Linked DNA regions of Homo sapiens: region 1 is linked to region 2. A link is a loop called in an ENCODE intact Hi-C map of the cell type or tissue named here. Cell type or tissue: dorsolateral prefrontal cortex. All regions are shown on one strand. Each heading gives the region's core, and the rest is flanking DNA. Links, peaks and the distances in the headings are about the cores only.

Evidence for each region. Peaks named below come from ENCODE experiments on the same cell type or tissue, not always from the same donor. Only the 100,000 strongest peaks of a DNase experiment are listed, where the experiment ranks them.
Region 1: a loop joins it to region 2, with 4 times the contacts of the local background. A loop is called at or near these places in 70 of 110 quality-filtered maps.

Annotation. Positions count from the first base shown.
Region 1 is chr7:2,449,694-2,454,066 of GRCh38, forward strand. No RefSeq gene overlaps it. Among named protein-coding and RNA genes, the nearest start is that of GRIFIN, 25 kb to the right of the region's middle. RefSeq lists enhancers at 1,543-2,198, 2,199-2,852 and a silencer at 2,781-2,860. In dorsolateral prefrontal cortex, for the core only: CTCF peaks have their summits at 1,889 (motif pointing right) and 2,100; DNase peaks (open chromatin) are centred at 1,908, 2,302 and 2,568; H3K4me3 peaks cover 1,095 bases; H3K27ac peaks cover 626 bases.
Region 2 is chr7:2,679,401-2,683,773 of GRCh38, forward strand. It overlaps a transcript of AMZ1 not described here. Among named protein-coding and RNA genes, the nearest start is that of AMZ1, 6.6 kb to the right of the region's middle. RefSeq lists an enhancer at 1,421-1,926. In dorsolateral prefrontal cortex, for the core only: CTCF peaks have their summits at 1,682 (motif pointing left) and 1,889; DNase peaks (open chromatin) are centred at 1,671 and 2,731; H3K4me3 peaks cover 2,281 bases; H3K27ac peaks cover 2,655 bases.

The sequences.
Region 1 (4,373 bases), core at 263-4,262, 230 kb before region 2:
GGTGTGCGTGTGTGCACCTGTGTGTGCACCTGTGTGTGCACGGGTGCAAGGGCATCTGTGTGTCGTTTTCTTACAGGAAGGCGTGGGCCAATGACCAGCTGGAAGTGCAGGTTCATGTGTCCTCAGACAGTGGCTGGTGCCTCACGCTGGCTTCTGGCTGTGACCAGGGTAGCAGAGAGAGCAAAGAGGTCCTTTCCTCAGGTGGGTGGAGTGGGGCTTGAGCACAGTCCACATGCAGAGATGAGTGTGGACTCGGAAGACCCTGACCCCCTTGTATCAGTGTGTAGGGGAGGTCTCAAGGTCATTGCCCTACAGAAACCAGGCTGGGTGCGGTGGCTCACACCTGTCATCCCAGCACTTTGGGAGGCTGAGGCGGGTGGATCACCTGCGGTCAGGAGTTCGAGACCAGCCTGGCCAACAAGGTGAAACCCCGTCTCTACTAAAAATACAAAAATAAGCTGGGTGTGGTGGCACATGCCCGTAATCCCAGCTACTCAAGAGGCTGAGGCAGGAAAATCGCTTGAACCCGAGAGTTGGAGGTTGCCGTGAGCCGAGATTGCGCCATTGCACTCCAGCCTGGGCGACAGAGTGAGACGCCATCTGGAAAAAAAAAAAAAAGCGTAAAGAATTCCCTCCCTGGGGCCGAGGTGGCAGCTCTCCACACCTTCCCACAAGGGTGCCAGCTGAGGAGGGACAGTGGAAGGGGCCCCTGCAGGGCTGGGGGATGCCTCTGAGCGTTCCAGGCAGGCAGGCACAGGCAGGAGCTCCTGGAGCTGTAGCCTCCTCACCCAAGGCTTCCAGCTCCTTCCTGTGTGGGGTCTCAGACACGCGACCCACCCGGACGTCCGTGACAGTGTAGCTTCTTCATCTCCGGCATGACCCGAATTTCCTCGGGGCCCCCCACTCCCTGGGGAACAGGAAGAAAATACCCATTTCACCCTCACTGATATACACAGCACACAGGCACCTACGTACACACTTGCACACATCCAGTGTCTCAGCCCGTGGCTGCTTCCGCCCCACTGCCCGTCTTTGTAGCAGGACACAGGTGCACGCCTGGGGCCCAGGGCTCTCATCCAAGCTGGTATGTCCCACCGCCCCCCACCCTCTCCCAGGCACCCAGCATTTTGAGCCCAGAATCATGGGAAACTCCCGTCAGGTCCACACGGTGCTGAGCCCAAGCCTGCAGGGCTTGGGGGAGGTGGGCTGCTCTCAGCTTCCCCCAGCCTGGCCTGGCATCTCCTGGACCCCCGCAGGGGTGGCAGCTCAGCCCCTTGTGGGTTTTTTCTTTGGGGGGACAGACTCTCGCCCTGTCACCCAGGCTGAGGTGCAGTGGCACGATCTCGGCTCACTGCAACATCCACCTCCCGGGTTCAAGCGATTCTCCTGCCTCAGTCTCTTGAGTAGCTGGGATTACAGGCGCCTGCCACCATGCCCAGCTGTTTTGTATTTTTAGTAGAGATGGGGTTTCGCCATGTTGGCCAGGCTGGTATCGAACTCCTGATCTCAGGTGATCTGCCTGCCTCAGCCTCCCAAAGTGGTAGGATTGCAGGTGTGAGCCACTGCGCCTGGCCCTGTTCCAGGATCTTGGCTCTCTGTCCCGGGCAGGGTGCTTCCGGGCCTCTTTGATTCTGGCCACAATGCTGAGCCTGTCCCGCAGCCCTGGGAGTGGCCCCCAGACCTTCCACTGCCCCAGGAATGGCTGACGCAACTATTCCCCCCAACCAGTGAGACCTGTGCCTGCCCGAGGAAGGTGTGAGCCGGGCCATTTAGAGGAGCTCCCTCGGGTGGATCCACCTCTGAGTCCTGGGCCTGCAGCCTGGCACAGGGCTCCTGGAGGGGCTGCATGGAGCTGGGCAGGCCGGGCCCTGGGCATCTTCCACCAGGGGGCAGCCACGGCTCAGGAACGCGACCTGCGGCGCACCCTTGGCTAAACGCGGCTGCACGCAGGGCATGGGGTGGCCGGCCAAAGCGCATGTGAACCTGGTAATGCAATGTCCCCCGTGGGTCCGAAAGCCCTGAGGCCACCCGAGTGAGCATCCCTCCAGCCCTGAGGCCACCCTCCCGGGCCTCTGAGACACGGTCCCTGTGTGGGTGGCTGTACAGTCCCGGTTCTGGACAGGCCGTGGGGGGCACAGGAAGTGGCTGCTCAGCCCCCTGGGCGGCTGGACCAGGAGGGCACTGGGTGATCTGGGGGCACCGTGGCAGGGCTGGGCCTGGTCACCCAGGCTCTGACGCCCTCGTGATTCCTGTCTGCTGGGCCCCACAGCGCCCTCAGCACCATGCTGGCCATGCTGGCCAGAGCTGTCTTCCTCCCACCAAACACTGTCCGTGAGGGCGACCTGTTTCCAGTTTGAACCAAGTTCACACTGACTCCACCACTCACTTGCTGTTGGGTCACTGCTCTGGGCCCCTCTGGGGGACTCAAGGAGCTGAGTGGCTCCGACTCCCCAGGCCTGAAGCCCCAAGACGCGCTGCCAGGACCACGCTGGCTGAGGCCACTCTTTGAGCCCCTCCCCCACAGGTGGCCGAGCACACACAGTCCAGTGGGCTGAGGTGGCCCCAAGGGCAGGAACGTGGCATCTCTTCCCACCAGTCAGTGGCTCTGGGGGCACAAGGACTTGTCGGGGGAAGGAGGCAGCAACCGCAGGTCAGAAGCTGGAAGCAGCGGCCACTCAGCAAATGACACAGCTGAGCCGGAAAACCCAGTCCCAGGGCTGTGAAGAGCTGGGGCCGGCCTCACGGGGGCTCCCCAGTTTCCCCTGCCCGGCCCTGGGCCGGCCTCACGGGGGCTCCCCAGTTTCCCCTGCCCGGCCCTGCCCTGCCCTGCCCTGCCCTGCCCTGCCCTGCCCTGCCCTGCCCTCCCCTCCCCTCCCCTCCCCTCCCCTCCCCTCCCCTCCCCTCCCCTCTCCTCCCCTCCCCTTTCCTTCCTTTTTCTTTCCTTCTTTCTTTTCCTTCTTCTTTCCTTCCTTCCTCCCTCCCTTCCCTCCCTCCCTTCCCCCCTTCTTCCTTCCTTCCTTTCTCTCCCCCTCCCCACTCCCTCCCTCCCCTCCCCCATCCCCTCCCTCTCCCCTCCCCTCCTCGTCCCTTTGTCAGGGTCTTGCTCTGTTGCCCAGGCTGGAGTGTAGTGATGCAGTGAGCTGTGATCGCACCACTGCAGCCTAGAACCTCCCGGGCTCAAGGGATCCTCCTGCTGCAGCCTCCTGAGTAGCTAGGACTATAGGCATGCGCTACCAGGCCTGACTTTTTTTTTTTTTTTTTTTTTGTAGAAATGGGGTTTTACTGTGTTGTCCAGGCTGGTCTTAGGGTTGAATTCCTCCTGCCTCAGCCTCCCAAAGTGCTGGGATTACAGGCATGAGCCGCCACACCTGGCCGGGATTGTGCTGAATATGTAGATCAATTCGAGGAGCACTGCCCATCCATCCTTGAACATGGGCCCCGTCTCCATTTACTTAAGCCTCTTTTAATTTGTCTCAACAATATTTTGTCTTTTTCAGCATATAAGCCTTGCACTTTTTTTGTTACATTTATTCCTAAGTATTTTGTTATTCTTTATGCTATTGTGAATGAAATTGTTCTCTTATTTCTATTTTCAGAATGTTTGTTGCCAGTATATATAAAATAAAACACTATTTATTTATTTATTTATTTATCTATTTATTTATTTAGAGACGGAGTTTCATTCTTGTTGTCCAGGCTGGAGTGCAGTAGCACAATCTTGCCTCACTGCCACCTCCGCCTCCTGGGTTCAAGCGATTCTCCTATCTCAGCCTCCCGAGTAGCTGGGATTACAGGTGCCCACCACCACGCCCGGCTAATTTTTGTATGTTTAGTAGAGATGAGTTTCACCATGTTGGTCAGGCTGGTCTCAAACTCCTGACCTCAGGTGACTGGCCTGTCTCGGCCTCCCAAAGTGCTGGGATTACAGGTGTGAGCCACCAGGCCCAGCCTACAATTTGTTTTTATACATTCATCTTATATCCTGCCACCTTACTAAGCTTTATTAGTTCTAATAGCTTTGGGGTTGATTTCTTAGGATATACAGGACCATCATCTGTGCATAAAGATAGTTTTACTTTTTCCTTTCCAATCTGGATGCTTTTAATGTCTTTGTTTTGTCTTATTTCATTTTTGTTTTTCCTTATCACACTGAGTAGAGCCTGCAGTATAATGCTGAATAACAGTAGCGCATCAGATGTCCCACTCGCTTTGTCCCCCTGTTAGAGGGAAAATATTCTGGGATTTACTGTTATATACTTTAGCTGGGCCAGGCACAGTGGCTCACGCCTGCAATCCCAACACTTTGGGAGGTCAAGGCAGGAGGATTGCTTGAGCCTAGGAGTTTGAGACCAGCCTGGGCAACACAGCAAGAT
Region 2 (4,373 bases), core at 87-4,086:
TGCGTGTGGGTGTGTGCGCGCCTGTGCGTGTGCCAACAGTGCAGCCACATCGGAGCGCGTGTGCTCCGAGTGTGATGGCCGCGTGGGCCGGTGCAGGGTGTGTGTGGGGATGGGGGTGTCTGATTGGTGCTGTGACCTGCGGCAGCACAGCCGCCTGCGTTGAGCGCCCACGGTGGGCTGGACTTTGCACTAGGTGCTGACAGGACCGGCAGAGGTGGCCACTGCCCTCGTCCCCAGCCTGCACTCCTGGGCGAAGGCTGACGCTGAACAGGTACTTGTAAGAGTCACCGAAGTGCGTGCCGGGAGGGTTCTGGGAAGAGGCAGCTGTGGGGCCTGAAGCCTAAATGTGGGGTGGGAGGCATCCAGGCTGCTGCTCCAGGCAGAGGGCACAGCCTGGGCAAAGGCCAGGAGACCAGGGAAGAAAGGACAGAGTCTGGAGCCCGGGAGAGGTGGCGAGGGGCCATAGCCCTGAAGGAGCTTCATCCTGGGGCTTCATCCGAGTTGAGGAGGCCCAGCTGGGGGTGAAGGGTGCCTCGTAGGCAGAGGGACCCCGGAGGTAGGAACTAGGGATGTGAGGCTGGGGCAGACAGAGCTGAGGGACGCAGCTCACAGCTGGCGGTAGTGAGACGTGGTCTTTGAAAGGCTTCCTGTTGGGGCAAGTGGCTTGGCAGGGGGTGTGTGGAAGCTGGGGAGTCTATAGCCGGCCTGGGTGGGGCGGGCAGTTGAGAGAGATTTTGGAGGTTGACTAGATGCTCCTTGGTGACAGTGGCACTTGAAGAAGGAGGGCAGGGCTGGGATGATGTGGTTTCCTGGGATGGGAGGCGCTGAGAAGGTCTGGGTGCTGGTGGCGGTCTCACCAGGGGGCTGCTTCTGGAGCCCCCATTAACAGGCACTCGGCTCTCTGGGGACCTGCCTGGGTCTCCGGCCCCACAGGCTCCCCGAGCCCTGCCAGGCTGGGCAGGTGTGCAGCCCACCCAGCAGGCACTGGAGACCCCGGGAGACCCCGGATCCTGCAGGGCTTCTCCAGGTGTTTCCAGGAGCCCAGACATGCAGCCGCCCTGGGCCGCGAAGCCTCAAGAGGGAGCCGGGCACGTCCTTGGCACCCCAGCTTTCCTTGCTACCTGAGATCCCCTCTGTGGCTGGGGTTGCTGGAGATGCCCAAGGAGTAGGGGCTCCGTCCTCATTTTCACCCCCGACCCCAGCTCCGACTATGTGGGAGGTGGAGGTGATGGCTCAGGAAGGTCTTGGCTGCTTCAGGCCAGCTCTGGTCTCTTGGACGAAGCCGCTGGGCCGTGGGTTCAGCCTCCTCGTGCTGGCCACAGAGTTGGGGCCCCTCACGTGCCTCACAGGCCTGCCCAGCGCAGCCCATGCGCTCACTGGGGGCTCCTTCCCAGGGCACGACCCTGATGGATGCTGGGCCTCCCTGACGACCCTGCTGGTCAAGCCCGGGGCCAGGCGTGTCTGAGGACTCCGAGGAGATTTCCATGGTCCGTGGTGTGGCCCTGGGTAGGCGCCTGGCCAAGTCACCAGACACCAGGCCTTCGGGATCCCCGCATCCACCAATGGGGTACTGACCCACAGGCGCCGGGCAGGGCGGCCTCCAGGTCAGAAACCTTCCAGGACGCTGAGCACCGACTGTTTGCTTCCCTGCCCACGGATGCCCCCTCGTGGCCAATCCCATCCATCTTAGAACTACGTTTCAGAGTTGAGGATGCAGGGCTGGAGCGGGGCCATGGCTGAGCTCGGTGCCACTCAGGCCCGAAAGCCCCAAGTCAGCCTGGCTAGCGTGCGCCTGGCCATGGGCATCATCAACACAGCTTTTGTTATTCATTATTATTTTTTGAGACGGGGTCTCACTCTTGCCCAGGCTGGAGTGCAGTGGTGCAATCATGGCTCACTGCAGCCTTGACCTCCCCGGCCTCTGGTGATCCTCCCACCTCAGCCTCCTAGGTGCATGCCACCACGCCCTCAGGTGATCCTCCCATCTCAGCCTCCCAGGTGCATGCCACCACGCCCGGCTAATTTTTTTTTAATTTTTGTAGAGATGGGGGTGTCTTGCTATCCTGCCCAGGCTGCTCTCAAACTCCAGGGCTCGAGAGATCCATCCGCCTTGCCCTCTCAAAGTGCTGGGATTACAGGCATGAGCCACGGTGCCCAGCCAAGCCTTTGTTATTCTTGTTGTTGGGGTCCAACTGTGGGGGCTGTGGGGAAGTCTGCAGACAGCTCAGAGTCAAGACAGACCCCGACAGGGACAGGTGGTGCAGGGAGATGTCATTGGAGATTCGTCCCCACGTGCCTGGTCCGTGTGTCTTTTCCTGCTGGAGAAACTACATGTGGGGTTACTCCTGGGGCCCCTGACTACACACAGCATGAGAGGGTAGGAGACAGGGATGGAGGGAGGAGGGAGATGGTGACAGAGAGAGAGACCAAGAACCCCAAGAGACAGAGACAGACAGACAGAGATAGAAACTCAGAGAGACAGACAGACAGACAGAGAGATGGACAGGCGGCCCCTCCCTCCCAGTCCCCCAGCCTTGCTGAGCCCATGGGAGCCCAAACAGCGGAGGAGGGGTCCTGGGGGAGCGGGCTAAGGGCCCCAGTTTATGTGCTGGGGCTGTCACTTTGCACTGAGCGCGCCCCCAGCTCCAGCCGCTCTGGCTGCTCTCTGGAGGGAACAAGGGCTTTCAGAGCTGGGGACCCGACGTGAATACTAATCCAGAAGCTCAAAGGGCGGCCTCACAGGCTGGGCACAGGGAGGCTGGGCCGGGGCCAGGGCCAGCTGAGCCTGTCTGGGAGCTCGCCCTGCTTGGCCTCCCCCCGCTCTTCGTGCTGGGGAGCTCCTGTCCTCCCCTCAGGCCTGAGAGGGTCCCCAGCTACCCCAGGACAGGGTGGGGGGTGGGAACTGCAGCTCCAGGAGTCAGGGTCTCGTGTCCAGCATGAGATGACACCGGGTGGGCCCCCAGCACACAGTCCCTTGAAGAATGGCTGCCCAGGAGGCCTCAGGCCGATGCGAGGGTCCTTAGCTTTGCTTTGCATTCCTACAGTGCTCCAGCGACAGCTCCAGGGAGGCCTGGGGAAACGGAGGCACGGGCACGGAGCCCATGGCAGGGAAGAGGGCTTGACTGTACTCTGTGCTAGGACACCCCAAGTCCCGCAGGCAGTGCTGGGGTCAGGCCCCGTGCATCCTGCCTGGACCAGGATTCAGACCCCTTTGCCTCCTTCCTGGACGTCACCTACTGCACCCAGGAGACCTCAGTGTCGGGCCATGGAAACCCCTGCTTGGGCCATACACGGCTCCCCTGCTTGTGTTCCGAGCCCCTTCACCCCCCAGCCCCTGGCCCTCAGCAACCCCCCTCCCCAGATGCGGCCTCATCTCTTCTCCAGCTTTTCTGACCCTGCCCCACTTCCTGCACCCATCTTTGCCCAGATCCCTGCAGGCATTCTGTACAGGGAGGCCTGTGCTCGCACGGTTCCTTCCACCTGGCACACCCCCATCTCTGCCGTTGACCCGGGCTCATCTTGCTGTGCGGTGAAGCCAGCCTCAGAGCCGTCCTCCTCTGTCCCCACAGCACTGTCTGCCTGCACCCTCGCCTGCTGGCCTTGGAGCAGGGCTGAGCTGCAGAGAGGCCAAGCCCCTGTTCTGTGGCTCGAGTTTGCTGGGTGAGCAGCTGCTGCTTCCCAGGACTCCTTGTGCCAATGCCCCGGGAGAGTTTTCCTCTTCCTTATAAAACCCGTGTGAAGCATTTTCCTGTTTTCCAATGTGGATGAGTTTCCTGCGGCTGCCGTGACAAATGACCACAGCTGTGCGGCTTCAAACAGCACACATTCACTGTCAATTCTGGAGGGCAGTGGTCTGAAGTCAAGGCTGGGGCAGGGCCGAACTTCTGCAGAGGGCTCCAGGGGAAGGTCCTTCCTGCCTCTTCCTGCTTCTGGGGGCTCCAGGTGTCCTTGGCTTGTGGCTGCACCACTCCCATCTCCGTCTTCTCCTCTGTGTCTCTGTGTCTTCAACTTTCTGTTTTTTTGTTTGTTTGTTTGTTTTTGTTTTTGTTTTTTTTGAGACAGAGTCTGGCTCTGTCACCCAGGCTGGAGTGCAGTGGCACGATCTCGGCTCACTGCAAGCTCCGCCTCCCAGGTTCACACCATTCTCCTGCCTCAGACTCCCGAGTAGCTGGGACTACAGGTGCCTGCCACCACGCCTGGCTAATTTTTTTATATTTTTAATAGAGACGGGGTTTCACCGTGTTAGCCAGGATGGTCTCGATCTCCTGACCTCGTGATCCGCCTGCCTTGGCCTCCCAAAGTGCTGGGATTAGAGACGCGAGCCACCGCGCCCAGCTCTGTCTGTTTTTTACAATATTTTGTAGAGATGCTGC